3 separate regions of the Homo sapiens genome follow, and regions 1 and 2 are each linked to region 3. Evidence: chromatin contacts called from ENCODE Hi-C or POLR2A ChIA-PET data. All regions are on one chromosome and are shown on one strand. Each heading gives the region's core, a stretch centred on a gene start or an enhancer-like site at or near the end of the contact. The rest is flanking DNA. Distances are from core to core; before and after follow the strand shown. Region 1 overlaps SPMIP7 (sperm microtubule inner protein 7). Region 2 has its middle 98 kb from the start of IKZF1. Region 3 overlaps COBL (cordon-bleu WH2 repeat protein).

Evidence for each region. A loop is a pair of places that touch in the nucleus more often than their neighbours do. ChIA-PET counts read pairs that join two places held with the same protein, here RNA polymerase II (POLR2A). Pooled maps may share reads with other maps.
Region 1: a map of chondrocyte shows a loop between it and region 3 (4-fold over the local background). The contact joins two enhancer-like sites. A Hi-C loop is called at or near these places in 5 of 168 maps with a recorded cell type or tissue (adrenal gland, chondrocyte, heart left ventricle and 2 more) and 19 of 50 pooled maps. POLR2A ChIA-PET finds 5 or more read pairs at or near these places in 1 of 52 experiments (activated CD4-positive, alpha-beta T cell).
Region 2: a map of MCF 10A shows a loop between it and region 3 (17-fold over the local background). The contact joins two enhancer-like sites. A Hi-C loop is called at or near these places in 12 of 168 maps with a recorded cell type or tissue (GM12878, MCF 10A, PC-9 and 8 more) and 5 of 50 pooled maps.

What each region holds. Positions count from the first base shown.
Region 1 is chr7:50,139,471-50,142,685 of GRCh38, forward strand. SPMIP7 (sperm microtubule inner protein 7) reads left to right here. Exons shown (of 9, transcript NM_001161834.3): 6 at 670-711; 7 at 1,811-1,918. Among named protein-coding and RNA genes, the nearest start is that of SPMIP7, 45 kb to the left of the region's middle. Within about 2 kb of position 1,866, at least 2 of the 41 ENCODE cell types and tissues checked have a DNase peak (open chromatin) inside an H3K27ac peak, as active enhancers do.
Region 2 is chr7:50,205,430-50,208,405 of GRCh38, forward strand. No RefSeq gene overlaps it. Among named protein-coding and RNA genes, the nearest start is that of IKZF1, 98 kb to the right of the region's middle. RefSeq lists enhancers at 174-353, 1,134-2,063 and a silencer at 1,370-1,419. Within about 2 kb of position 1,267, at least 6 of the 41 ENCODE cell types and tissues checked have a DNase peak (open chromatin) inside an H3K27ac peak, as active enhancers do.
Region 3 is chr7:51,139,438-51,142,772 of GRCh38, forward strand. All of the region lies in intron 5 of COBL (cordon-bleu WH2 repeat protein), which reads right to left. Among named protein-coding and RNA genes, the nearest start is that of COBL, 180 kb to the right of the region's middle. Within about 2 kb of position 1,299, at least 5 of the 41 ENCODE cell types and tissues checked have a DNase peak (open chromatin) inside an H3K27ac peak, as active enhancers do.

The DNA.
Region 1 (3,215 bases), core at 616-3,115, 1.0 Mb before region 3:
GTTAGTTCTAAAACTTTATTGGTATATTGGTATTTTTAATTTACATATCATGTGGTAAAATGGCAAATAGCTCAGGGAGATGATAATTTTTTTATTCCAGTTTACATAGATCCACTTAATTTGTTGATTATAAGTCAGCTGGCAAATGAAAAGCTATGTGGGTTAGTCAGCACTGCCACATCTCAGAATTCTTCAGCATACTATTCACAGTGGAAGCCTCCTGTACGTAAATGTTCCTTCCAAGAGCTCACACAAAGACCTATATGTGAACGTTTATAACAGCTTTATTCATGATCTCCAAAACCCAGAAACAACCAAGATGCCCTTCAGCAGGTAAATAGATAAAGATACTAGAGTATGCCCATACAATGGAATACTACTCAGCAATGAAAAAGAACAAACACAACACACAACAATATAAATGAATCTGAAATACATTTTGAAAGCAGCCAGACCCAAAAATTTATTATATGATTCCATTTATTTGACATTCTGGAGAAAGCAAACTACATCCTTAAATAGTCTCTGTTTAAAATCACAAACCTTTAAAGGACAATTCCTATGAGATATCTGTGAAGGCTTTTGTCTTAATTAGAGAAATACTGTAATAATTTGATGTTTATTAACTTAATATAAATAACCCAGTTGCCTCTCTTCTCTTTTTTGAAGTGTGAGTTCAAGTTCTAGAAGTAAATATATTCCTCTCTATACGTAAGTAATGTTTCTCAGTCTTGTAAAAAAATTTTAGATTTATATTTTGGTTGTAGTTGCTTTCAGCTCACGCATGTTGTATTCACTTTTTAAGACAACTTATATATTGTAACACATTTCTAATGTTTGTGTGGCACACAGTGCCTGTTTAATGTCAGAAGTCCCATCTAAGGTTTGATTTTGATGAAAGAAAGAAAGAAAAGAAAGAAACAAAGAAGGAAGGAAGGAAAGAAAGAGAGAAAGAGTGGTATTTTTCTGTTTTTCCAAATACATTACCTTTTGAAATAAAATACCTTGGATGCTACCACTATTGAGTGTTATGAATCACAAAAACTGTTATAATTGCAGAAGGGATGAGATGCTCATTAACAGCATGGAAATATCACCTCTTAATTTCTACATTTAATGCCGGCTTTCCATGGATGGCAAAAAAAAGTACATTATCTGCCAGTTGGGGTCTTCTCCTGGTTTTTAGATGGAAGAAGAACCTTGAAACAAAACAAAGTAGATCCAAGAATATGGAGGAGGGATCTGGACCTTTAGTCCTGGCCCACCCCTCTCATTACTCGGCCTCTTCAGTTCTGCAGTTGACTAGTGTTTCTACCAGTGGCCCCAGAAGTCCTTGAAACTCTCTGATTGGCATTAACTCAGCCTCTCAACTTTCTCTCAGGCCCAGGGGCACGTGGCTTGTTGCCCAAGCTCCTCTGCACCTGTGAGGGTTTCCATTCACCAGGAGCCTTATAATCTCTGGCACACACCAGCCTCTTCCTTGCCCAGCCTCCAGCCGGTCTCCAAAGGAGTTGTGCTGGGGCTGCAGGAACAGCCCGCTTCTTTGTTCAGAAACACAAAACAGCCCTTACTGTCACTCTGGCTCAAACTTAAGATCAAGGAGCATGCCACCGCTCATTCTGAAGAAGAGAAAATTATCTTTATATTTTTTAAGGAAAATTGTTCTATCATTATGCTTTACATTTTGCATTTTGAGCCTTTGATCTACTTTGGCAAATAAATTTCCTTTGGAAGTTAGAATACTGTTCAATGGTTTCTTCTATGTTTCTTATACAGAAATATATGCCTTCTTTCCTTTCCATTCTAACAGTGGTCATGTGCAGTCTACAAATGCTGATGATGTTGACAACCCCTTGGGAGACATCGCATCGCTAGCCAAGCAGCGGTACTCTAAGCCTCTTTATACAAACACAAGTCGGTGAGTTCCATTCATGATTATTTCACTTGTTTTATTACTAAGGATGAAACATGATGATGGACTTTACCATAAATGAAGGAATTTAAACGTGGCTTTTATTGAACATTGCTGAAGAAGAAAGATACCTGCTTCCTAAAAGAAATGTGGTTTGTCACAAAGGAGATTTTGGGGATTGACTCACTTGGGGCCCTTGAGCAAGTCACTTTATCTCTGTGACTTCAGTTTCTTCATCTGAAACTTGTGAGAAAAAAAATGCCACCAAGCAAGGTGATCGTGGGGGGATCAATAATGTTTGTAAAGTATCTGAGACGCGGCAGATCACTAACAGAGAGGAATCACTTTTTTTTTTTTTTTTTTTTGAGACGGAGTCTCGCTCAGTCGCCCAGGCTGGAGTGCGGTGGTGCAATCTCGGCTCACTGCAGACACCGCCTCCTGGATTCACGCCATTCTCCTGCCTCATCCTCCCAGTAGCTGGGACTACAGGCGCCTGCCATCACGCCCTGCTAATTTTTTCTATTTTTAGTAGAGAGGGGGTTTCACTGTGTTAGCCAGGATGGTCTCGATCTCCTGACCCTGTGATCCGCCCGCCTCGGCTTCCCAAAGTGCTGGGATTACAGGAGTGAACCACCGCGCCCAGCCGAGAGGAATCACTTTTACACATAGGAACTTGAAGGCTGTCGTGCTGTGCTTCGTCCTGAGGAAGGAGTCAGTGGGCTGGATTCTTCCATACATTCTGCAAGGAAATCATTGCTACTACACATAATAATTCTAAAAATCTAAAGGAAGGATATAGGAAGAAAGCTAATTTAAAATATTCAGGCACAACAATTTAGGATTGTTTCTTCTTTGATACGTATATCTAAATTTTGAAATGTTGTATGAAATATTCTTTCTAAAGAATCAAAACATATTATTTGGGGTCATTTCTTCAAAGAGAGTGAAGAGCAGTATGGCAACATTTTAAAGATTTGGTGTAAAAATGAACCACTTAACTTCAATAAATTTGGGCATATAGCATTCCTGCCTCATCTTGCTGTTAATTTCTGTTTTTAAGCAAATGATATTTTGAGCGAATCATATAAAAGAATTGAAGATATTAACTGTACTTACCTGATTTGGGCACTAGAGGGCCTCCAAGGTTGCAAAGTTTCTTCTTTTGATTCGCTTTCAATTTTTAACGGAATCTTAACCTGTTAACACAAAGAAATGTTTTTCATTTTTATTTATAAAATATTTATAGACACAGAAAGATATAGTGTCACATATAACATATCAAATAACGTAAGTAAACTCCTGT
Region 2 (2,976 bases), core at 17-2,516, 930 kb before region 3:
AATTTTACCAAAATAAATAAATAATAATGATTGCAGAATTACTGTGCTGGAGCTTTTAAGAGCCCAATCTGCAAATGGGGTAAACGGCCACCAGATGGCAGTACTGACCAGGTCCTTGAATCAACCAATGCGGAGCCCACAGACAGAATCCCGCATCACGCTCTCAGGGAGGAAACTGAGGCCAGATCCCATGAAATCATTCGCCAGATGTTAAAAAAAAAAAAATCAGCTGATTCTATTCAGCGTGGCTCTGCTTTCTACAGGGGTCAAGTCTATCACATTGCTATCTTAAAGGACTTCACAGTTGTAGTGATGGAAGCAAATTCTCTTCTTCCATCAGCCCACATGTTTTGAGCACCCACTGTGTGCTGGCACCCAGCCAGGCACAAGGATTTGCAGGGAATGAAATCAGCTCCTGCCCTCCTGGAGCTCGCGGAGCACTTGTTTGTCTGTCTGTCTGTCTTTCTTTCTTTCTTTCTTTCTTTCTTTCTTTCTCTCTCTCCCTTCCTTCCTTCTTTCTCATTCTTCCTTTCTTTCTTTCTTTTCTTTCTTTCTTTCTTTCTTTCTTTCTTTCTTTCTTTCTTTCTTTCTTTCTTTCTTTTTCTTTCTTTCTGTCTTTCACTTCAACTTTTATTTTAGATTCAGGGGGTACCCGTGCAGGTTTGTTGCGTGCATATATTGCTTGATGCTGAGGTTTGGGGTACAATTGATCCCATCAGCTGGGTAGTGAGCATTGTGCCCAATAGGTAGTTTTTCAGTCTTTCCCCCTCCCTCCCTCCCTCCCTCTCTAGTAGTCCCCCATGTCTGTTACTGCCATCTTTATGTTCATGTGTGCCCAATGTTTAGCTCCCTCTTACAAGTGAAAACATGCGGTATTTGGTTTTCTGCTCCTGTGTTAATTCACTTAGGATAATGGCCTCCTGCTGTATCCATGTTGCTGCAAAGGACATGATATCATTTTTACAGCTGTGTAGTATTCCACGGTGTATAGGTATCATGTTTTCCTTACCTAGTCCACTGTTGATGGGCTCCAGGTTTGTTTTGCTATTGTGAATAAGCACTTGTTTATTACGATGTACCTAGGCAGTGCCAGCACCAAAGTCTTACCCAGTTGACGGGAGTTCAAAAGGAGACAGCATCGGCTGTGGATGGGGGAGGGCAAGCCAGGAAGAGGGGCAGGTAAGTTCAAAGAGAAGGTGACATTTTAGTATGTTTTGAAGCCCTGTGTGACTCACACTTGCCTGCCAGGGAGGAAGATGAGGTTATTCCAGGCAGAGGAGCAGCCTGGCCAACAAGACCCTGCATAGCTGGCCACGGAAGTCGGCTGAGGTTGCAGTGTGTAGAGTGTGTGCAAAGTGGGGGGTGGGGGTGAAGCTAAAAAGGAACACGGGGCAGCTTGTGAAGGGTGCTGGACCCGTGATGAGTCGCTTCCCTAAACACGGAGCGACTCATCACATTGCACAGGCGTTGACTGGGCTCGGGGAGAATGGGGGATCGAGAGAAGGAAGCACCAGGCATCCCTCCTGGGACTGATGAGCTGGGCCAGATAAATCTGGGATGGAATTGACCTTAGGCTACCCACCCCCAGCCCCCACCAGGCCGATGGGGTCCTTGGGGAGTCCCACAGCACCCTCTATCGCCGCACCTCTCCCCTCACAGCAGTATCACCGGTGAGCTCCTCTGTCCCCTGGATTAGGAGAGGAACCCCCCGGAACGCAACGCTGCTGGAAATGGGCTCCTGCTTTTGTTTCTCTGTCCCATCAGGATCTGCCTAAGCTCCCTCGTGGAGTGGGTACCCTATAAGCCACTGTGTGGTGTGGACGCACGAGGGGCATGAAGCAGGGGCAGTGAGTGAGTGTCCCTGAGTTTTCTAAGACAAAGCAGCAGCGGCAGATGATGGGACCTCCATGGGGAAGGCCGCGATGCCGAGGAAGGAGGGAGAGGTGAGCTCTCTGGCACCAGGACCCAAGGCCTTCTAGTCCACGTTAGGCCGCAGCCCCCACTGCACGTTAGCCTGCCCCTGGGCAGAAACACCCTGGGGTGCACAGTGTATGGGGAGCTCATGCTCCTGGGAGGGTGGCAGGGGAAGAGGAAGGCGCTGGAGCAGGCAGAGATGGAAGCAAGGAGATGTAACGAGCAAAGTTTTCCATCAAGGAGCTTAAAAAGGAGGGGTTAGGAAAAGCGGGTATGAGGTTGTTCACCTCAAACTCATTCATTCTGGGCTGACCCTGTGGCCACTCCACGGCTGGCATCGCTGCAGCACTGGGGCTGAAACTGGGGAGGCTCCAACCAACTCCCCTCAGGGAACGTTGCTTCCAATGAGAGAAAGTTGACCAGAAATAGCAGCAAAGACAAAATCTGAATGTGGATATTTTCTTTCCCACTGGTGCTGGCAAGAGACTTACTCCAGCTGAGTGGCATGGGCCAGCGGGTGTGGCCAGGGAAGGCCTCTTTGAGGAAGTGACATTTGAGCAAGACGTGGGGGAAAGGAGTGGCCCTTCCAGGCCGAGGGAAGGGCAGGGAGGAGATGGAGAGGCGGCCTTGGGTGGGGTGTGGGAAACTCAGTTGGGAAGGACGTCGGTTCTGACTCCCAGAATTAGGGTAGGCCGGGAGGTTTGTGAGTGGGACCTGTCGCGCTGGGGGATGCTGTGAAGCTGACGCGCTCTGTGGAAGAGAGATGCAGGGCACGAAGGGGGAGCAGGGACCGGGGTGGAGGGCCACAGTCAGTCCAGGACAAGAGGCTGGCCACCAGAAGGTGGGTGAGGGAGGCCATGAGGGTTTAAAGTATTGTCCCTCAGAACTAACTGCTGGGTTAGGCATGCTGGGGTCAGGGAGGGAGGATAAAAAATGGGTTCTGGGGTGAAACACCACGGGAAGGCCCAATGTGTGAAATCCCAGCACTGCACAGGAGGCTGGAGGGACAACATCATCAAGACTTTTCTGGCAAAAGATGGACTTCAGCTGAGGGCACACACA
Region 3 (3,335 bases), core at 49-2,548:
GCCTTCATCTGTGACTCTGGAACTTAACTGAATTTCAATAGAACAGATGATTTTTCTCCCCTAATTTGCTCTACACAATTAACAAATATCTCTTCCCACCTCCCACAATGCTCCCAAGGAGGTCGATTGCAGGGTCCAGTGGTCCTGAGCCACCAGACCCTCTTCTCAGTTCTGCTACTCAACAGTGTTTCTCAACCTTCAACCCATGGGAAGCCAAAAACTTTATGTTGTCCAGCGAATACTTGTGCTTCATTTCTATCTTCTTTCCCTACTTTTGGAATTTGTGCGCAGAATTTAGAAAGCAATCCACAGAATAATGTGGGAGGAAAACATTGTGAAGTATTGAGTCCTTTAAAGTCCTGACTCATATCAATACGAAGTCAAAGGGAAAACCAAGAGCTTAATGCATGCAGTCTGGAGTCAAAACAGCTTGGCCCCCCCTATTATCCCAGTTTCCTTGGTTGTCTCCTGCTACAAAGTGGCAAAGTTCATGAGGGACAGGCCACTGCTTGCCTGCAAGAGAGGTTTGATTTCCTGTCCAAGCTTGTCAATATATACATGTTTTTAATATCAAGTTCTTTTTTTGTAGGGAAGTGAGTCATAGCTCTCACCAAAGGTTGGCACCAAAATCCACAGATGTTGGCAGTCATGATCTTATCAAATTTTCTCAGGAGTTGCAAGTGCAACCAGATAAATCATTAAGAAAAAGCAATGAATAACAGAAAAGAAAACTAAGCAAACAGAACCTTCTATCTCAGGCTTCATGGGACTTAGGTTGGTGGGATTTAAACTTCCTCCAGGCCAGCTGCTGTCATTCAATGGATAGTCGAATTCAATGGCGCCCACCAAAGACAATGCAAAACTCTCTGTGTCCATGTCACCACACCACTGATAGCCAATTAACTCCTTACATTCAGTGTAAAACATCAGTGATTTGACTCTCATACGCGCATCTGGGGAGAGAAGACAGGAAGAAGAGGAAGCTAACCGTTTCCAGATCTGAGTGCCAGCTCAAAATAAAACCAGTATCATCTGCCACAAGTGCTTTTGACATGGGTCCTAATTTTAAATTTACACACACACAAACATTTATGTATGCATGGGTGTGTGTGTGCGTATATATATATGTACATATTTGATTGCTTCTGTTTAAAATGTACTCATCTCAGCAAAGCTTATTTTCCTTTTATTTGACTTTCATTGTGACGACAAAACACTACTCCACTGACAGGGACAAGGAGCTATGCAGATCTAGCACCAGGCAGCAGGGGCACGGCCCTGACAGCACAAGTGCCCCATAGAACCTGATAGGGCACTGAGAGTGCAGGGTGTTCCTGGAATACTTTCAGGGCTCACAGGTACCGCAGAGAACACGTTGTCTCCCTCGCTCATTGACTTATAATTGATCAGAGATCAGTACCAGACAAGAAGCTGAGCATGTTCAACGTAAACATCCCTATTTCGAGTCAGCACAGACTGCCATGGTCCATTTCCCTTTGCCAAAATTCTTGAAGATATCCTCACAGAGCTGCCTCACGAGCACACCCATCACACAGCCTAAGATGGATCAATCTGTTCATACAACAAAAAGGGGCTTGGTGTACTTCAACCCCTTACTGTACTGCACAATACACTTCCAGGGACAAACAGGAGATGCTGTACCTGAAATCTTTCTGTTTAAATCGATTTAAAAAAAAAAAAAGAGAAATGGTCATTTTGTTTCCATTTCTCAAAGGTGTCCATCCTACAAATACAATTATACCTTGACTCATTTAATCAAGTCTACTAAAAGCCTGAGTAGATCTTTTGACATGGCTATTGAGGAATTCAGATGTTGATTTCTGTTTCAAGGTTAAGGGATATGTTTTGGTTACAATAAGTATACTCTGAGCTGGCAATCAACAATCCTCTCAGCAGAGGCTCTTCTAAATGGGATCAGATCCTCTTAGAAGGACATGATGTTTGCTGTTTTGATGGTGAGAAAAACTGAGGCCCAGACAGAGCTACTCAAGATGGCTCTGTGCCCTAGTGATATAATAAATTAGAAAAACTGAGGCCCAGACAGAGCTACTCAGGATGGCTCAGCTCCCTAGTGATAGAATAAACTAGAAAGATGAAACTAGAAATATGTTCCTGTTGCTGCCTGCAGCCTCCTCTCCTTAGACGATGCTGCCCCCTTTTGAAAGGCTTTACAACTTTTTTTTTTTTTTTTAAGGCTTTGTTAAAGAATCGAGTGGGAGGGAAGATTCCAGAACCTGTTATCCACACTGGCTTTTCTTCAGATACAGGTGTTGACAGGACTCAAGGCAGAACAATGTGACATAAACCAGATGAGGCGAACGGGCACTCCCTGGGGTCTGTTGGGCAGAGCAGCTCAGGTCTGTCAAAGCTCCTGGTGAGGTGAGAATGGGGAGAATGCTGCTTCTCATCTGTGGTGGCTGGCACAGTCTTGGGTAAGGGCAAGGCCAACTTTCCTTCCCAAGAGGGTGTTCTCTGTCTTTGTCTTTGCATTTCCTTATCCTCAGGGCACAGCCTTCCTGACAGACACTCCTTAAGCTGAATCCCTGAGCCAAATCCTGAGCTGTCTTCTGGCATCCTGGAAATCCTGCACTGATTCCGAGGAAGCGGCAAAGAAAGAACCATGAAGCATGCCAGCTTCATGTGAACTGATCACCATGAATGGGCAGGACAATGGAACTTAGGAATCTCATTTCTAGAGGGTGAGGCGAGTAGGAAATGATCGCTCTTTTTTGGCCAAGTACCCCATGGAATGCCTGGGGGATGGCATTTTAAGTATTTAGAAGAAGAAAAGTGGCAGAAGCTATTTGGTCTGGATGCATACTTCAGCCAACAAAATACCGTGTCACACAAGCTCTCTGATGGTTTCTCGCCTGGCAAGACATTTTCTTAAAATGAGCAAACAAAGAGTATCCAACTGGTATTTGATTTTTTTTTTTTTTTTTTTTTTTTGAGACAGAATCTGTCACCCAGGCCGGAGTGCAATGGTGTGGTCTGGGCTCACTGCAACCTCTGCCTCCCTGGTTCAAGGGATTCTCCTGCCTCAGCCTCCTGAGTAACTGGGATTACAGGAGCGTGCCACCACGCCCGGCTAATTTTTGTATTTTTACTAGAGACAGGGTTTTGCCATCTTGGAAAGGCTGGTCTCGAACTGCTGAACTCAAGTGATCCACCCGCCTTGGCCTCCCAAAGTGCTGGGATTGCAGGCATGAGCTACAGCGCCCGAGCTGGTATTTTATTTTCCCTTAACATAACTGGAAGACATGATTGAAGGTGAGCTATCAGACAGTATTTCAGTCTTATGAAGCAGGACCATC